Linked DNA regions of Homo sapiens: all the other regions are linked to region 1. The links are chromatin contacts, found by Hi-C or POLR2A ChIA-PET in ENCODE. All regions are on one chromosome and are shown on one strand. Each heading gives the region's core, a stretch centred on a gene start or an enhancer-like site at or near the end of the contact. The rest is flanking DNA. Distances are from core to core; before and after follow the strand shown. Region 1 overlaps PRKAR2B (protein kinase cAMP-dependent type II regulatory subunit beta). Region 2 has its middle 56 kb from the start of CTB-30L5.1. Region 3 holds the start of CTB-30L5.1 (a long non-coding RNA gene).

The links. A loop is a pair of places that touch in the nucleus more often than their neighbours do. ChIA-PET counts read pairs that join two places held with the same protein, here RNA polymerase II (POLR2A). Pooled maps may share reads with other maps.
Region 2: a loop to region 1 is called in a pooled map, with 2.8 times the contacts of the local background. The contact joins two enhancer-like sites. A Hi-C loop is called at or near these places in 2 of 37 single-sample maps with no recorded cell type and 5 of 50 pooled maps. POLR2A ChIA-PET finds 5 or more read pairs at or near these places in 2 of 52 experiments (B cell and naive thymus-derived CD4-positive, alpha-beta T cell).
Region 3: a pooled map shows a loop between it and region 1 (6-fold over the local background). The contact joins the promoter of CTB-30L5.1 here to the enhancer-like site in region 1. A Hi-C loop is called at or near these places in 1 of 168 maps with a recorded cell type or tissue (heart right ventricle) and 6 of 50 pooled maps. POLR2A ChIA-PET finds 5 or more read pairs at or near these places in 2 of 52 experiments (common myeloid progenitor, CD34-positive and naive thymus-derived CD8-positive, alpha-beta T cell).

Annotation. Positions count from the first base shown.
Region 1 is chr7:107,124,707-107,128,133 of GRCh38, forward strand. The region is part of intron 3 of PRKAR2B (protein kinase cAMP-dependent type II regulatory subunit beta); the gene reads left to right. Among named protein-coding and RNA genes, the nearest start is that of HBP1, 43 kb to the right of the region's middle. Within about 2 kb of position 1,930, at least 6 of the 41 ENCODE cell types and tissues checked have a DNase peak (open chromatin) inside an H3K27ac peak, as active enhancers do.
Region 2 is chr7:106,540,915-106,544,341 of GRCh38, forward strand. No RefSeq gene overlaps it. Among named protein-coding and RNA genes, the nearest start is that of CTB-30L5.1, 56 kb to the right of the region's middle. Within about 2 kb of position 1,762, at least 9 of the 41 ENCODE cell types and tissues checked have a DNase peak (open chromatin) inside an H3K27ac peak, as active enhancers do.
Region 3 is chr7:106,597,075-106,600,501 of GRCh38, forward strand. CTB-30L5.1 (a long non-coding RNA gene) reads right to left here and starts at 1,773. Exons shown (of 4, transcript NR_187788.1): 1 at 1,680-1,773. RefSeq lists an enhancer at 1,882-1,931.

The DNA.
Region 1 (3,427 bases), core at 680-3,179:
ACTGTGCCTGACCGATATACAGTGTTCTTTAAAGAAAATGTCTAAGTTAAAACCTTACTTGTTAACTGTTTTTCTAATTTTTTTTTTTTAATGGAAAGGCAGCAGAAATTTAGAGCAGAAGTTGGCAAACTTTTTTTGGTAAATTTTTTTTTAACTGAAAAATGCACTATTTTCAGAGAGTAAATATTTTAGGCTTTGGGGAGTCATGGGGTCTCCTTTGCAACTACTCAGTTCTGCTATAGTAGCTTGAAAGCAGCTGTAGGTAATACATCAATGAAAGGCATGTCTGTTGGGTTACATTAAAACTTTATGACGCTTGAATTTGAATTTAATATAGATTTTATGTGTCAGGAAATATTATCATTTGTTTGATTTTTTTTCCCCCAGTCATTAAAAAAATGTAAAATTATTCTTAGCCTAGAGGCCATACATACAAAAACAGCTTTGCCTGCAGGTGTAGTTTGCTGATCCCTGGTTTAGAATATAGACTCTGTAGCTGGCCTGGCTGGCATGAATTCTGGCTCTGCACCTTGTGGACTGGATGACATTGGACAAGTGATTTGGGCAAGTTGATTTCCTTAACTCTAAATTTCTTAACCTGCTTCATGGGATCTGTCACTAGGATAAAATGAGTTAATATTAGTAAAGCCCTTAGAATAGTACCTGGCATGTATTTATGCTATGTTTGTTTAACAAATAAAATTTTTATCTGAAATCAGGAATGAATTTTAATGAAAACCAAAGTGGCCTCTAGTACACTAAAATCACACTTTGGGTGTATTGCTGAGGCCTCAGTGATCCAGAGAGAGATCCCTTAGGTGGGATCATGCTAAGCCCCAGAGGAAAAATGTAGGAGAGCATCTTCAGAGCAGGTGGCTGCAGTACAGAGGAGCTGGAGTGTCAGAGACCACACCCGCTTTCTGGCTGTTTACTTTCCCCAGTGAAGAGGGATTTTACCGACGAGGTTAATTACAGAGAGTGGACTCTGAGTGCTGAGGAGTAATGGCAGGGTGAGGGAAAAGGGAAACAGGAGGAGAGCAGTAGACCATAGTGATGGAGGTGGGGCTGAGAAAAAAAATACTACTTAGAAATGGTGATTGGGCTGGGTGCAGCGGCTCATGCCTGTAATCTTAGCAGTTTGGGAGGCCAAGGCGGGTGGATCATGAGGTCAGGAGTTTGAGACCAGCCTGGCCAAGATGGTGAAACCCTGTCTCTAATAAAAATACAAAAATTAGCTGGGCACAGTGGCAGGCACTTGTAATCCCAGCTACTCAGGAGGCTGAGGCAGGAGAGTCGCTTGAACCCAGGAGGCAAAGGTTGTAGGGAACCGAGTGCACCACCACTGCACTTTAGCCTGGGTGACAGAGCAAGACTGTGTCTTAAAAAAAAAAAAAAAAAAAAAAGAGGCCAGGCGCGCTGGCTCACGCCTGTAATCCCAGTACTTTGGGAGGCTGAACTGGGCAAATCACGAGGTCAGGACATCAAGACCATCCTGGCTAACATGGTGAAAACCCGTCTCTACTAAAAATACAAAATACAAAATACAAAAAAAAAAAAAAAAAACCAAAGCCAGGCGTGGTGGCAGGCACCTGTAGTCCCAGCTACTCAGGAGGCTGAGGCAGGAGAATGGCGTGAACCCGGGAGGCGGAGATTGCAGTGAGCTGAGATCGCACCACTACACTCCAGCCTGGGCAACAGAGTGAGAATCTGTCTCAAAAAAAAAAAAAAAAAAAAAAAGTCGTCATTGGTACGAGAGGTAGCAGGAAGAAGAGAGAAGAGGAAAAAGCTGGATTTCTGTGTGAAGGCTTATAGGAATTGAATGGGTTGGAGAGAAAGACATAAAGTTGACCAGAGCGAAGCAGGTGCACGATACTGATGCCTGATGCACTCTCCTCTCCCCCCTTTCCTTTCTGAGAACAGCTTCTCAGCAGGCAGACATCTCGGTTGCTTTGGTTTGAAGTTCTAGATGGATTTTGTGAAGTGAGAAATGACTTTCTGTTTTGTTTTAGTGTGTTAGCCTTCCTTATTTGAAGTAGGAGGAAGTGAAGTTTGGTTGGTGTGGTTTGGTTAATACCTGAATTTTAAAGGTTTCTTATGCAGCAGTGAATGAGAAGTCCCTGGGATCTACTTTGTCTGTGTTTGTGTGTCATCTTAGAATCTAGTTTGAGATGAATATTGGGCAGATAGTAAACAAAGGTTTACATCTACCTTACCCTTAGAGGGGAAAGTGCAGTGACCCTTTCTCTTACTAGCTAGTAGTTCTTTCATGTAGTCTTTACATAATGCAAATAAATGGTATATATATCAATAGTTTACATATAAATAGTTTAGCAATACTATAAGTTTCCCCAATTCTTTTCAGGCTTATAATTTTCATTAATTTTTAGCCATCTGATGTGGTTTGAAATGCTGATTTAAATTTCCCATTGTGAGTTTTGATGTTTGTGGCTATAAACTCCACTGCTGCCTGATTCTGTGAGCTCTGATGCTCTGATGGTAGGGCAGGCTGCCTGAAGAGGCAAGGTACCTGCCCATCAGCTCTTGTGGTCACTCTTTGAGTGAGCATTGGAATAGGAAAGGGTGGTGTGTAGGTCTTCAGGAAAACCAACTCCGTGTCTGCTGCTTTTAGGACTACCCCTTGCCCCTCTAACTCATTTTATAGTTACAAACTGTTCATGTTCACAAAAGAGTGGACCTTTTGGTCCAAGTCAGTTGAGCCTCCTGCTAGTGAAAAGGGACTCGAGAGATAGCAAGCCACACTTACACACACGGCATTCTGCCACTCTTCACACTCTAGAATACAAGTTTAGTGAGAATATAGCACACTAGTTTCCTTGAGTTCCTTCTGAAATCAGTGCACCAGCCAGCCTCCTTGGACTCTTTTTCCCTGGAACACATATTCTCTTGGAGTGGCAGTGCATGATTGTTTGCTCCCTTCTAAAAATCACTTGCTCGCTGTGGGGCAGGTACATACCACATGTGTAAAAATATATTCGGCATCTAATGCCATATACATTTAAACATTTTACTTCTTTCCAGGGACCTTATCAAGATTCAAAAGAAAGAATTACATCCTGAAAGAGTATTAAACTCAGTAGAAACAGAATGACAGCAGTCCAAATTTTCAGTGTAGCTGCTGGCACCTGTTGTCCTTTTGTACGGGTCCCCACTGGCTGGGAGCTTTGGAATCTTCCTAGCCAGTCACAGTTGTGTGCATAATGAACTTGCTAACCTAGGGGAAAATATGCTTTTGAAAAACATTTCAGTGCTATATTGATGAATGGATACCAACCTCCCCCGAACAAGGTGAATTATGTTCCCCTACTTGGTAGGCTCATAAGTTACCAGTCACCAAAAGTGAATCTCAGCACCAACCTGAAGCAAACTTGAGCGCTAACAGTTCTTCTTTCTAATGTTGGTTCTGATT
Region 2 (3,427 bases), core at 512-3,011, 580 kb before region 1:
GCAACTGGCATATTCCAGCAGCTCAAAGCATGAAGCGGGAACACACCCTGGAGAGGACACCATCCCACACTCACTCACACTGGGATCGTGTAGACACACCAACTCACATAACATGTACATCTTTGGGACGTGGGAGGAAACTGGAATACCCGGAGAAAACCCACACAGACATTGGGAGAACGTGCAGACTCCACACAGTGGAGTTTCCCTGGCTGGGAATCCATTTTTTTTCATATCAACATTATAATTAAATGATGTTGAATGAAATTATGTTATCTGAGGATCTGCTGTGCATATATAGTTCTCTATTTCACTGCTTTGTCTACCTGCAAGTACCACATTATTTTTTTTGTCTATGACTTTGTAAAACATTTTAGTATCTAGTGGTGTGAATCTTCCATTTTATGTTTTTATGTGGTATAGTTGCTTTTCCTAATGTGAACCCTTATTCTACTTTATATATTTTGGAAATAGTTTATCAGGTTCCCTACCCTCTCCCCACCCTAATCCCGCAGAAAAAGAAAAATTTTACCTGAATTTTGGTTGGATTTGCTATGAAATTATAGATTAATTTGGGGGTCAAATTAATATGTTTAAAAGGTTAAGTCAGTTGTGCAGAATCTGGATTTTATAAAAAATAAAAGTAAAATGTTGTTTCATTTATGAAACAGGATTATCAGGGAAACCACTACTGCTGGTCTCAGCTGCTTACAGCACCCAAGCAGTAGTTCACAGAGAAGCTGCCTCGAGTCTGCCACTGTCCCTACTTTTGTCCATAACCATAAATGATGACTTCTATTATCTCTTTCCAAATGTCATGCAAATTCCTCTCAGTAGCAGAATCAAACCCAAAAGCTCCATGGCAAGAGGCAGGGATAATGCCAAGTTGACAACTATCCACCCAGTACAAAAGAAAAACAAAAAGTTCTTAATAAATGTTAAGTGATTTTCAATAAAGTTTAAAACACACAATATCAAAGATATTTTGAGTCGAAGCATATTTTAACTGATTCAGTGATATGACATATTATTTCACTTGGAAGCATTTCAACTATTTTAAGATTTGCAGAGGCTCACATTTAAAATAGGATGAATCTTTCACAAGGAATAGTATTTCTGGAAAGATCAAACAGTCAGTATGATATAGTATTCCCTCACTGCTCACCCCTAGCCATAGGTTTATTAAACTGTACCTAGTAAGAACTTTATAATGTAAGAGGGGCATGAAGAATTTCATGACTGCCCAGACACCAGCAATAAAAATGATTCAATGTGGGGGTGAATATGATTTATTTTACATAATGTACACACTGTGTGTAAATGACTGAGTCATTATTGGTTATAAAGTATAAGTAGAATTATTATCCAGAACAGTGGTCTCCAAACTCTATTGATCATACATCTTTGTCCATAAAGTTGCTTTGATCATACACAAATATGGAAATTAAAAAATAAAATTAGAAAGAGAGTTTCTAACATTTCTTTCCAGTTTCCCAATGGACCACCTTATGCAGCTCTTGTGGGGCACACACCCCCTGTAATGAGCACTGACTTATCTACTCTCCTGTGTTTTGTCCACATTCTTCATCTAGCTGGTCAAAGCTAGGAACTGAATAAACGTTGCCCATTACATGTAGAAGGATGCGTTGATCAAGACCTAGAGTCAATACTAAATTAAGCACAAAACTGATCAAGAACTAGAGTCAAGTTCACTCCACTAAATATCATACCTGCCAGGAGGGGGCAGATGTGAACAGGGCGTAAGAAAATCCCTACTCAGAGACAGAGAATGTGGAAAAAACAAGCAGCTAGAGGGAGGTGGGGCACAAATTCTACAAGACACACTGAAGCCAGCCAGAGATAGCCCATGGCTAGAACAGGAAACAGTCTGAAAACATCAAACTAAAACCAGAATACAAAAACAACTGCCAAAGACAGAATAAAGAAAAATGCTGGGGTTGGGGATTTGGGTGTGTAGTTCACAGTGGTGAGTGGAAAAAAAAAAAAAAAAAAAAAAAAAAACCAGGAGCTTTCATCCAGAAGCCCAAAGCTGGAGTGAAGAAGAGCTTCAGACAGTGCCAGAACAAATTTCAAGAGCCAGGCAGAAATAGTCAGGACTTCCAGGGCTCAGAAGTTTATGAGGCAACTATTTTGAAACTATTCCTGCAAGTAAGACTCTTCTAAAAAAACAAACTAGTATTCTCAGTCTTGTGATTTCTGATCATAAGGAATTCTCATTCTTTCCAATCTGGGAGATATGCAAGGCTCTGGCAGACTTTTTGAAATGTTAGAGCTCAAAACACAAGTCAAGCAGTTATAGCACATTGCTGAGCAGACAGCACACATTCACTGAAGATTTGTTTACCATTGATTTATCCTGCATGAATGATGTTCCACAGAGGAACACTATCCATAGTGAATACCCCAGGGGCCGTGGAATGTGAAGGCTCTAATGCTCTTCAAGGACCAGGTGCTGTTCTAGGCCCCAGGGATACAGCAATGAACCAGATAGACAAAGCCCCTGCCCTCCTCACACTCACAATCTAGTGGGACAACAACAAATAAAGAAACAAACAGATAATAAATTCCAGATAGTGAAAGTTCAGTGAAGAAAATCAAGCAAGGAGATGGACTAGAGTATGCTGAGGGTGGAAAAGGTGGACTCTCCCTTAAAGAGTAGTCGGGGAAAAGACTTGTTTTAGAGATGTGAGCAAGCCTTGGGAATCTCTGAAGGAAAAGCATCCCAGGCAGAGAGAATAACAAGTGCAAAGTTTCTAAGGAATAAATGACTTGGTGTGTCTGAGAACACAGCAGAATGGCCAATGTGGCTGGAGAGGACCGAGTGAGAAGAGAGAATGTTCAAAAAGTGAGATTTGATGTTTAGCTTTTTCTGTACTTGTATAGGCCTGATTATGTGGCTTAGCTAAGGTTTCCTAAAGAATCTTCTAGTAGCTGCCATTGGTTTGTAAAATAAAATTGGGGCTGTAAAAATTCAAAAAAAAAAGTGAGATTTGAGAGGTAAGCAGAGCTTGACTTTGAAGGGTCTTGAAGGTCATGGTGAGGAGTTTAGATTTTAGTCTAATGTTATCAGATGTACTTTTTTTTTTTTTTTTTTTTTTTTTTTTTTTTTTTTTTGAGACGGAGTCTCGCTCTTTCGCCCAGGCCGGAGTACAGTGGCGCTATCCCGGCTCACTGCAACCTCCGCCTCCCGGGTTCACGCCATTCTCCTGCCTCAGCCTCCCGAGTAGCTGGGACTACAGGCGCCCACCACTACGCCCGGCTAATTTTTTGTATTTTTAGTAGAGACGGGGTTTCACCGTGTTAGCCAGAATGGTCTTGATCTCCTGACCTCGTGATCCGCCCGCCTCGGCCTCCCAAAGTGCTGGGATTACAGGCGTGAGCCACCGTGCCTGGCCTATCAGATATG
Region 3 (3,427 bases), core at 523-3,022, 530 kb before region 1:
AGGCCAGTGGCAGGTCCTGGTGCAGCTTGCTGGGCTCCATCCCTCCTTGGCTGTGAAGCATAGGTAGTCCCTGACTGTCATGTCCACAGATGGGTCATTGTTAGCACAGGTATGACATACTGTGGCATTATTATTTATCCTGTGAACGAATAGCAAGGTGGCCCTGCTGGCAGGAGAAGAAATTGTGTACTACCTGGACGTGAGAACCAGGTGATATGATGTGTGAAAGGCAGTTTTGCAAACTGGTTAAGTAATTATGCTAGACCTGGCAAGACCTTACTCTAGAAACACAAGATATGATCACAAACAACCCATGTGTTTCCCACAAAGAAGAGAAAGCTGAAGAGGCAAACTCAGCAAACTTCTGCATGCCCGATGGCCAGGGCGTACTGGCATACTTGTTTAAAATATACCTATTGTGCGGATCAGTAAGCTATAACTTCTGCAGGATTTATATGTCAGATAGCTCATTTTTGTCAACCCTCCAACCAAGCTTTCTGAAGAATTACTTCAACTCGTTCTTCACTGTCTACTCCAAATTAAATTCCAAATGGAAAAATATTTTGATATAAACCAATCTATAAACTTCCAGAAAAAAACATGGGGAATTATTTTTATACTCCAGAGTGAGAAAGACCTTTCTCATTAAGCTCAGATGTTATAATGAAAAAGAAGGATCATTTTTACTATGTTAAAATTTATGTATGGAAAAAATAATGTCAAAGACAAATAAAAACTTGGGAAAATATTTGCCCCACCCATAGCATGCAAAAGGCTAATTTTCATTATACATTCGAGAGTTATTTCAAAAAAAAATCATGAACAGAGCACACAAACAGAAAATTCACCAGAAAATAAATATAAATGGCATAAAAATATAAAAAGATATTCAACCTTAAAATTTTAGATGGTAATTTAAAATAAAATGAAATATCACTATTCATTTACTGGACAAAAATCTTTGCTAATGCACAGTATTGATGAAAGGAGAGAAAGAGACACTTCCAGACAGTGAATAGACAAATTGGTACATCTTCTTTGGAGGACAATTAAAAATGATACTAGTAATAATAATATAAATAGCTTACTTTTTTTGAGTATCAGCTATGTCAGATAGACGTTCTATGTGTTTCAGATATTCTAACTCATTTACTCCTCATAACAACCAAATGAGGTAGTTTCTATCACTATCACTATGAGAACACTAAGGCACAAAATGATTAAGAAACTTGTTCAAGATCACATGTCTAGTAAATGGAGAAGCTGAGATTCAAACCCAGAAAGTCTGGAAAATTCAACTTAAAACACCACACCACCACACACACACGCACACATGTTAACTACGGGTTGTAATAGATGTGTTAATTAATTTGACTGTAGTAATCGTAGTAATCAGTATCCAGTGTACATATATGTGTATCACATCAACATGTTGTACACCTTGAATATATATATACTTTTTATCTGTCAATTAGATATTTTTAAATTAAATAAACCAAGCTTGACAACACCCATAAAAATTCAAAAATTTTATACCCATTATATTCATTAGGATTAGATTTAGGTACTTGACATAGAAAAGAAAATAACTGTTGCTTAAACGAGGTAAAAGTTAATTTCTCTCCCAAATAAATAAAATCTGGAGGTATATAGCTTAGAACTGGCAGGGCAGCTCTTACCCTATAAAGTCCTCAAGAACCTGGCTCCTTCCAGCTCCCCACTCACCACCAAAAGGGTGTGGCCCTAGGCAGCATGTGAAGTACAAAAACGAATAAAGAATAGAGGACAGAAGGCACTTGTCATCTGTCTCTCAGAGAAGTTTTTCAGAAGCTGTCACGCGACACTTCCCGTTCCACTGCTCTAGCTGCAAAGGAGGCTGGGAAATGTAGTCTTAATTCTGGGCCGCCATTTGCACAGCTTTGCATTGTATTACCATGGAAGAGGAGGAGAAGGGAGATTGAGGGACATGTGGCCAGCTCTTTCCTTCCTGCTGACACCACAATTCAACTTCTAGGAAAATTTCTACTAGATTAATGGCACATTTGTGTAACAACATATTACACTGATTATTCCCCATTTATCCTTCCTCTCCCTGCCTACCCTGTACCTTGCAGACTGACCTCCATGGACTGCATCACCTGGGCTTCCCCAACCTCTGACTTCCACTTCTATTCAGCAGCTGGAAGAACCAGCAGAAAACCAGAGAGCAAAAGGAGATAGCAGTCAGGGTATTTATTCCTCTTGCTCCTACTCTGATGGCTGCAGTTTGGCTACTGGCTCCATTCCTCACCATGTGGCTGTAGCTCCGTTTGGCTGGCCTCTCTCCCACAGCCATGGTCTCACTGGCTTCTAGTAACACTGCTCCCTCCCCTTATCCCTTCATGCCTGGGGTGGTGAAGGCTTGTCACTGTTGGGAGTTCCTGAATGTTTAGCCATTTATTGCTGGTTCTATTCATCCTGCCAGCACCTGTGTAAATAGTACCTCCATGACTAAACTCGTCAGGTAAGCTTGGGATGTGCCATCTGCTTCTGCTGGACCCTGATTCATACACATACGTGCAAGGACTTTCATTACAGCAGTGCTTGAAATAGTAATAGACCAAAACAAATTAAATATTTATCAATAGGGAACTGATTAAATATCATGCAGTTATAGTAGTAATATAATGTAGCAGTTTAATAAATAATGGTGCACTATCATGTACACTTAAAAATTTGCTAAGAAGGTAGACCTCAAGTTATGTGTTCCTACTGCACTAAAATAATAATAATGTCTTTATGAGCTAAAATAGAGAGCTCTTGATGATAGGATGCTACCAACTGTATATTAAAATATAGATATAGATGTACAGTTAGGTTTGGATTTAGATATATTTGCATGGTGTGTTATAAATGTATATGTAATATGCATTTCTATACTTAAAGGTTTTTAAGGAAAAGACTAGAAACTGAGACTGGTGGTCACCTCTGGGAAAGAATAATGGAGAATAGGGTAGGAAAGAGCTTTACTTTCATTGAATATCCTTTTATACTATATGAATTTTTACTACATATATATTACCTTAAAAAACTATTTAGAGAAAAAAATATTAATTTTCCTTAGGATACATATAATAGGGAAGCATACGAATAAGATAGTAGCATTCCTTTGAGATTCCATTACTATAAATCGGATTCCAATTTTCTCTCCCCACCACTGTCTGCCCTCTCGTAAACCCTCCTCCCATACGGGGGCACACCAAGGGCCCTCGCTTCTAATGAAGGGCAGTACCTCATCCCCTGGATCTACTGTGGTCCTTACTGTGCTCTCCCTATGCATTGGTGTCAATTAAGGGAGTACATGTTCTGTTCCAAAGCTGTAGGAAGTGCTAGAAACCAGGAAAATGAATGATCCCTGTCCTCAGAGAGATTATTTCCTATGGAGGGA